2 separate regions of the Homo sapiens genome follow, and region 2 is linked to region 1. A link is an interaction called in ENCODE POLR2A ChIA-PET data of the cell type or tissue named here. Cell type or tissue: GM12878. All regions are shown on one strand. Each heading gives the region's core, and the rest is flanking DNA. Links, peaks and the distances in the headings are about the cores only.

What was found. ChIA-PET counts read pairs that join two places held together with the same protein. Peaks named below come from ENCODE experiments on the same cell type or tissue, not always from the same donor. Only the 100,000 strongest peaks of a DNase experiment are listed, where the experiment ranks them.
Region 2: POLR2A ChIA-PET joins it to region 1 with 8 read pairs; 2 of 35 experiments call an interaction of 5 or more read pairs at or near these places.

The regions. Positions count from the first base shown.
Region 1 is chr22:38,611,027-38,615,426 of GRCh38, forward strand. The region is part of intron 11 of FAM227A (family with sequence similarity 227 member A); the gene reads right to left. Among named protein-coding and RNA genes, the nearest start is that of DMC1, 43 kb to the left of the region's middle. In GM12878, for the core only: no CTCF peak of the experiment used is centred there; a DNase peak (open chromatin) is centred at 2,776.
Region 2 is chr22:38,146,950-38,151,349 of GRCh38, forward strand. The region is part of intron 2 of PLA2G6 (phospholipase A2 group VI); the gene reads right to left. Among named protein-coding and RNA genes, the nearest start is that of PLA2G6, 33 kb to the right of the region's middle. In GM12878, for the core only: no CTCF peak of the experiment used is centred there; a DNase peak (open chromatin) is centred at 4,101; H3K4me3 peaks cover 380 bases.

The sequences.
Region 1 (4,400 bases), core at 333-4,332:
TCCAGCCTGGGTGACAGGGCAAGACTCCGTCTCGAAAAAAGAAAAAAAAAATCTTTCCTATCCATTCCCCGATGTTGTGACCAGCCACCACCCCAGGGGTGTATGAGGCAAGGTGACTACCATAAGGGTTGGGGGTAAACCAAGACTGTTCTGAGACCCCCTGTCCCATCCCAGCATAGAGGAGATGGAAGTGTTCCAGCCCACCTGGCCACCCAGCTGCTCAGATTCAGCACGCTGAGGGCTCAGTTGTTATTGTACAGAGTTGGGGGTTGGGGAGCCTAAATTTGAGCTACTATGAGATACAATCTAGGGATGCCTAGAAATGTCTGGGTGCGGAGGGAGCTGCGCAGACCTGGAATTAGCAGGTATGGGCAAGAGCTGCAAAAATCTTGAGTCCTTATTGTTAAGGACACTGACTATATCTATGCTGTTGAACTTGGGAAAATTCTGGTTAAATTAGTAGGTATTCTGACAAGACATAACTAAACGACAATCTCTGGGACATCACCTACCCCTAGATTGAATCTATAAGAATCAATACCAGTCGCGATGCCCATTTTGTGGATAAAAACATTGAGGCCTAGATTTGCCTCAAGCAATGTAACTGATAGGTGCATCACTTAGATGGAAATGTAGGTCTCCTGGCACCAAGCCCAGAAAGGCCAGCACTGTACCCCAGTGCCTTTGCCCGTGGTTCCACTGTAGTCGTGCACTCCTAGTTCCCATATTTTGGCTTGGGTAGAAATTGTTCTCTCTGTAAGCCAGGTCTCTCCTCCAAAGTCCAGTCTTGTATATTTACCCACTTGGCATCTATCTTCATTTGCACTTTTCATAGGCATCTTAAAGTTAACAAGTTCAAAGTTGAACTCTTGATAGCTTTCCACTAACCCAAACCCTACGCTGTCCATCTCAGTAAATGGCACCATTCAGATGCTGAAGCCGCACACCTGGGAAGCAACCTTCAACTCCGTCCTTTCTTCCCCCACTTCTCCTCCCCACTCCCAAAGCCAACCCACTAGCAAGTGTTGAAAGATCCATCTCCCAATGCGTCAGGTCTGTCTGCTTCTTGCCACCTTCCATATTTGTCATTTAGACAAATACGGAAGCCTCCCAGCTGGTCTTCTGTGCCCCTCCAATACATCCTCCATATTCAAAAGACAGTGTGATCTTTAAAAAATATAAATCACATCATGTCATCCCTAATGTAATGAATTATCATGGCACTTCAATTATATCCATATTCATATTCCTTTCTATGATGCTTACAACTCTGCAGCATCCAGCCCTGCCAACATCCCAGCCTTCGCTTGTGCTTCTCTTCTCACTCTCTGGGGTACAGTATTGGCCTTCTCTGTTTCCTGAACACTCGAGCTCTTTTTTTTCGCCTCAGGGCCTTTGCACATGCTGTCCCTTCTTCCTGGAAGGTTCTGCCATTTACTCTTCCAATGGCTGACTCCTCATCTCTTGGTTCTCAGCTCAAATGGTATCTTCTGGGGTCATTACTTGTTACATGTGTGCTTTTTCTTCTCCACATATGTGAAACCCATCCCCAAGGTAAGAGACTTAAGTTGCAGCTGGGGTGCAGACATTTCACCTAGGCTCTACCTGCAGATGCACCACCCCTGCCTGAGATTTCAAGATGGAAATGAGCAATGGGGAGGAAATGGGAAGTATGCGGACTCCAGTTTTTGGAGAGACTGTTGACAGGAGCAACTGGTTTTTCAAGGAGTAGAGTAGAACTTTTAACATCCAGTCCTCAGTCACACTGGCACACAGTAGCACACCTTGGCAGAGGCAGTATGGTTTGGCCATCATTCTTGGCAGCATGGCCTCTGAAGCTAACACGGAGACTCTTCCAGGGTAGCTGTGCACCTTTAATACATTTCTTTCTGCTTAATAGCTAGAGTGGATTCTACAGTTTGCAACTGAGAACTTTGGTGATGATTCCTCCTTACAGAGGCCTTCTTTCACTGTCTTTTTTTGGCACTACAAAAATTCTACAAAGAAATATATTTTTATATATATATTATATATATGTAAATATATTATATATAATTATATATATATATTATATATAATTATATATATATTATATATAATTATATATATAATATATATATTATATATTATATATCTATGCTGTATATATATTATATATAATATATATATATTATATTATATATATCTATGCTGTATATATATTATATATATAATATATAATATATAACATATATTATAACATATATTATATATCATATATAATATATATCATATATAATATATAACATATAATATATATCATATATAATATATAACATATATTATATAATATATATCATATATAATATATAACATATATTATATAATATATATTTATAATATATATGATATATATAATTTGTTTGTTTTCCCCCCTGCAAGGATCTAGGTCCAAGGTCCCAGCCCAGGGATGTCCTTGGACCCTGACAATGCAGTTTCTAGCTATCTCATCATCTTCCCAGAGACAAAGCTCAGGATCCTAATACTATGTGTTTGCACCTGACATATATAACGGGGAAGGTGTGTACAACTGGGTTTCACGGATGTTGGGAGTCCCTGAAATGTATGCCTTCCTGGCTCAAAGACATCATTTTTCCTAATCTCCAGCTGTGTTTCTCTAGGTACCACCCTTGTATAATATGATTAAGAGCTAATGTTTATTGAGTTCTTACTCTGTGCTATGCTGTTTGCTGAGTGCTTGCATGTAAGATCATATTTAACGCCCACATTGTGACTGATTTCTCTAGGTACCTATTTTACTGATAAGAAAACTGAGGTTCAGTGAGATGAAATGACTCATCTGAGAGCTAGAATTCTTTTTTTTGAGACAGGGTCTCGCTCTACTGCCCAGGCTGGAGTGCAGGGGTGCGATCTCAGCTCACTGCAACCTCTGCCTCCTGGGTTCAAGAGATGCCTCAGTCCCCCAAGTAGCTGGGACCACAGGTGCATGGCACCACGCCCATCTAATTTTTGTGTTTGTAGTAGAGACAGGGTTTCACCATGTTGGCCAGGTTAAGAGCTAGGATTCTAGTCCATGCCTAATTTGATAGTCTGGTCTCTCAACTATATACTACTTCTCCAGGTTTAGGACCTGGGGAGCTGGGAAAGGGGGACACAGAGTTGAGCTACTGTGCAAAGAGACGCAGGAGAGAATATCCTGCCTGCTGCTCTTTTCATCTCCCTGGTTTTCTCTCTCCCTATCATTTTCTCCCTCAGATTCCATTTCCTAAAACTTTTTATCTTTAAAAATATTTATTAAATGAACAAATGACTCAGTCTCTAATAGGTGGGTGTCCTAATTTATAGCTGGGTCTCATAGCAGAAGCCAGCTCTGTGGTTAGATACTTTTGCATTTCCACTGTGCAAATCCCTAACACTTAAACAAGAGAAGGGCAGACAGGAGACCAGAGATGGAAAGTAATTGCAACTCATTCCCCTGAATTGTGGACTCTCAGACAGACTACTGCCATTGAAATGCATATTTTGAACACAGCCAGCTCTTTCATTGAGCAGATGGGAAAACGTGTCTGCTCTTGATGAGAGAGGCTCTATCCCCACCACAAAACCCAATTACTCCCTCTATCCTGGTTTGCCCATTAAAACTTCAGCTGTGCTCAAGGTTCCAGAGTTTTTGATTATTTCTATTTTGGGGGCAGTAAATGGAATCTCTTAACTAGGTTCCTGAAATAACTGTCAGAAGAGTTTATGTATTTCAGTACAAAGAACACACGCTTGTTTCAAGCCATTGTGACAGGCAGTACCCAAACACTGAATAATATTTTGGTCTTGGTCTCTGGGTGATGGCTGTCCCTCTGCAGCACCTATGTCATCTGCACTTTTTGGGAACTGACGTTTACAGAGCACAGTCATATGCTAAGCACAGGGCCAAGAGTTTACATAGATGACCTCATTCACGAAGTCCAGAAATATTTGTTAAGTGTCTTCTTTGTGTTAGGTCTGTTCTAGGAGGTAAAAGAGATAGAACAGCAATAAATGTTACCCAGGCTGGAGTGCAGTGGCACGATCTTGGTTCACTGCAACCTCCGCCCCCTGGTTCAAGCAATTATCCTGCCTCAGCCTCCCCGTAGCTGGGATTATAGGCACGCACTGCCACGCCCAACTAATTTATGTATTTTTAGTAGAGATGGGGTTTCACCATGTTGGCCAGACTGGTCTTGAACTCCTGACCTCAAGTGATTCGCCTGCCTGGGCCTCCCAAAGTGCTGAAGATTACAGGCTTGAGCCATCGCGCCCGGACAGAGTTTACCTTCTAAGAGAGGGAGACAAACTCTAAACAACACATCAACCCAACAGGAAGATAAGTACTGTACAGAGATTGAGATAGGTTATGGGAAGACAGA
Region 2 (4,400 bases), core at 230-4,229, 460 kb before region 1:
TTTGTATTTTTAGAAGAGACAGAGTTTTGTCATGTTGGCCAGGCTGATCTTAAACTCCTGGCCTCAGGTGACCTGCCTGCCTGGGCCTCCCAAAGTGCTAGGATTACAGGCATGAGCCACTGCGCCCGGCCAGCTTTGTTCATTTTTAAGTGTTGAGGTTGAGTCCAAGTTTTGCTACTAAGGTGCTGTGTGATCTTGGGAAATCCTTTTCCCTCTCTGAGCCCCATTTGAAACATGAGACTAACTGTACCTGTCCTACCTACCTCCCAGAGGTGCTGTGAGGACAGATGAAAAACCACTATAAAAGCACTTTCAAAACCATAACCATTATATGTCAGTGATGGTTACTTAAAGTTCTGACCAGGGCTTTTAACATACCAAAAGGTTTTGTCTTGCATACCTCTACAAGCGCAGCAGCCAGCCAGAGTCTAGTGAAGGCAGTGCCCAGAGAGTGTTGGCTCAACGGGACCAGCCTGTTGTTCCACAGAGAGTGCGTTGATTAACAGTTAACTACTGGGCATGTGATCTGTGCCAAATGGAGGGGTCAATTAATGAACAATTGCATAAAATGCTCTGCCCTCCTGAAGCCTTTTTTTTTTTTTTTTTTTTGAGACAGAGTCTCACTCTGTTACCCAGGCTGGAGTGCAGTGGCGCGATCTCAGCTCACTGCAACCTCTGCCCCCTGGGTTCAAGTGATTCTCCTGCAATTCTCCTGCTTCAGCCTCCCTAGTAGCTGGGATTACAGGCGCTTGCTACCACGCCCAGCTAATTTTTGTATTTTTAGTAGGCACAGGGTTTCGCCATGTTGGCCAGGCTGGTCTCGAACTCCTCACCTCAAGTGATCCACCCATCTTGGTCTCCCAAAGTGCTGGGATTACAGGCGTGAGCCACTGTGCTTGGCCCGAGCCTATGTTATTATGGAGGAGATCAACAAAATGACTAAAGTAAAAACATAGAATAAGGAAGTACATTAAATAAACTATAACGTAATCAGTGTTACAGAAACAACAAAAACCACAACAAAGATAGGGAAGGAGGAGGCGGAAGGAAGCCATTCCTCATTGCCCTTGGCTGGGTTTTTCCTTCATCTCACCAGCCTCTCAACATCAGGGTACTCCACATCAAGTGTTGCCGATATGTCAGAGAATGACAACTGAAAACTCATCACTGGAATTAGCATCACGGAGGCATGCACGACCTTGACAACATTACTTTTAGTGGAATGGAGGGAACCAAGGCCTGATTAAAGTGGGTTTAAGGACACAATGTGAGAATCTGAAGATTGCAAAGATAGATATTTTTGAGGAGTTTTGCTGTGGTGAGGAGCAAATAAAGGAAAGGATAGCGAATGGGGAAAGTGTAATCAGGCATTTGAATGCTGACGGGAACGATGATTCTCTCTCAGAACTTCCACTTTCCATTAACAGCAGACTAGGGAATGTGAAACAGACCACCTACTGAGGACAGCCAGAAATGCTGGACAAATTATTAAAAAACATCTGCTGGCAGGCACTGGATACCTCAAAAGACACTGATGACTCACCAGGCTGGAAGGAATGATGGAAACCCAGGAATTGCAGTGTTCAGGTGGCTGTTACTGGAGAGGATGGGCAGACGAGCAGCACCAGTAACAGCCTCATGGGGCTCAGGACACAGGGACTGGAGCCCAGGCGTCTGCCAAGAGGAGAGCCCTGATGAACATCTCTTACTTTGGGTTAGGGTCCTAAAGAACTACGTAGCCTAGGAATAAGGGTGAGCCATACACAGACACGCTCTCACAGAGACCACAGTTCAGCCTCAAGTGATTTCAGTTCCAGAAACTAGACTGAGGTTATCCTAGTTGCAATGGGAGAAGCAAAAATAAATTCATTCTTTGTAAGGAAACATCAAACTAGGCTCTAGATTATTTCTTTTTTTTTTTTTTTTTTTTTTTTTGAGACGGAGTCTCGCTCTGTCACCCAGGCTGGAGTGCAGTGGCGTGATCTCGGCTCACTGCAACCTCTGCCTCCTGGTTCAAGTGATTCTCCTGCCTCAGCCTCCCGAGTAGCAGGGATTACAGGAACGTGCCACCATGCTCAGCTAATTTTTTGTATTTTTAGTAGAGATGGGGTTTCACCATGTTAGCCAGGATGGTCTTGATCTCCTGATCTCGTGATCCACCTGCCTCAGCCTCCCAAAGTGCTGGGATTACAGGCATGAGCCACTGCGCCCGGCCATTCCAGATTATTTCTACGAGCATACTTGCAAATACAATGACCAACACATAATCAAAACTCACCAGGCATATGTGGAGATAAGACATGAAAGAAAACCAACAGAAACAATATACAAAAGAAACATATCTGTGAGGGGACTGTAAATATTTAAGTTATCCAAAATAGACTTTAAAGTAACTGTGATAACATTCGAGAGGTTAAAAAAGGAAATTTAGAATTTTGGTGAAGAGTTTTGAATGATCAAAAAAGCATCAAATGGAAATTACAAAATTAAAAAATATAATCAGGAAAGAGTAAACAGAATAAAGCATGGAGAGACAGAAGAATACAAAATATAGTAGAGTACATAAGAGACACAGACTATCTAATAAAAGATCTAGCATACATACATAAGTGGAGGATCAGAGGCAGAGTAGAAAAAGAATCAAATGGAAGCTACATTTGAAAAGTTAATGTCTGCAAACTTTCCAAAACTGATTTTTAAAAAACATTATAGGTCAGGCACAGTGGCTCATACCTGTAATCCCACCACTTTGGGAGGCCAAGGTGGGTGGATCACCTGAGGTCAGGAATTCCAGACTAGCCATGGCGAAACCCCATGTCTACTAAAAATATAAAAATTAGCCGGGCGTGGCGGTGGGTGCCTATAATCCCAGCTACTTGGGAGGCTAAGGCAGGGGAATTGCTTGAACCAGCGGGGCGGAGGTTGCAGTGAGCCGAGATCACGCTACTTCACTCCAGCTTAGGCAAAAGAGTGAAACTCCATCTCTGATCACGCTACTTCACTCCAGCTTAGGCAAAAGAGTGAAACTCCATCTCCAAATAAATAAATAAAATTATTCTGCTGATTTAACATACCCTATAAGCCCTCCCTGACCCCACCACCAAAAAAAAAAAAAAAAACACATAGAAAAAAACAAAAAACAAGAAAGCCCCAGAAATCCACGCTTAGCACCTTGTAGGGGTTTTAAAACAGGGCCCCCTAAAATCACTGATATTCCTTGCACTGAGCAGTGGGAATTTGTATCTCTTTACCCTTTAATCTGGCGATGTAACTGCGTTACCAACAGAATATGGCAAAAGTGATGCCGTCCCAGCTTCCAGACCAATGCCTTAAGAGACTGGAAGTTTCTATTTCTCTTCTCTTGGGACCCAGCCATCATGCCTCAAGGAGGCTGAAGCAAGCCATGGTGACGACTCTTGGTCCTGGGCCCTGAGCCCTGAATGAACTACCAGCCAACAGCCAGCACCAACTTGCCAGTTGCGAGTTACCTTATATGGTGCCATATAAAGTAAAGCTGAGGCTTTCCCACTGAGCTCTGCTCAAATTGCAGATTTAAGGACTAAATAAATGATTCCTTTTATAAGCCACTGTGTTCTGGAGTAGTTTGTTACACAGCAATAACTGATAATGATACATATGTTGCACAATATGTATTGTATGTAACATAACAATTGCTGATATATGTGCCACATTACACCTGTTGAAAATAAAATACAAGGAGGAAATATTTAAAATAGCAGAGGGAAAAAAGTTATCTTCAAAGGGCAACCATTAGAATGACAGCTGGCTTCTCAACAATGGAACCCAGAGATAATGGAATGACTTCCTTAAAGAGCTGAAAAGAAAATAAATGCTGGCCAGGCACGGCGGCTCATGCCTATAATCCCAGCACTTTGGGAGGCCAAGGCAGGCAAATCACTTGAGCTCAGGAGTTTGAGATCAGCCTGGGCAACACGGTGAAACCCCGTCTCTACTAAAAATACAAAAATTAGTCAGGTGTAGTGGTGCATGCCTGTAGCCCCAGCTACTCAGGAGGTTGAGGGAGGAGAATCGCTTGAACCTGGGAGGCGGAGATCGTGCCACTGTACTCTAGCCTGGGCCACAGAGCAAGACTCTGTCTCTAAATAAATAAATGCCAATGAGAATTCTGTACTTAGCACACAAAACAAAATGAAAACAAAAACAAAACCTTCAAGAATAAGGTTAAAATTAAAACATTTCTCTAGTCAAACAAAAAACCCAGAGACTTTGTCATTAGCAGACCTACACGAAAGGAAATACAAAAGCTTTTTCTTTCCTTCTTTTTTTTTTTTGGAGACATGGTCTCACTCCTGTCACCCACGCTGGAGTGCAGTGGTGCAATCAACGCTCACTGCAGCCTCAACCTCCCAGGTTTAAGT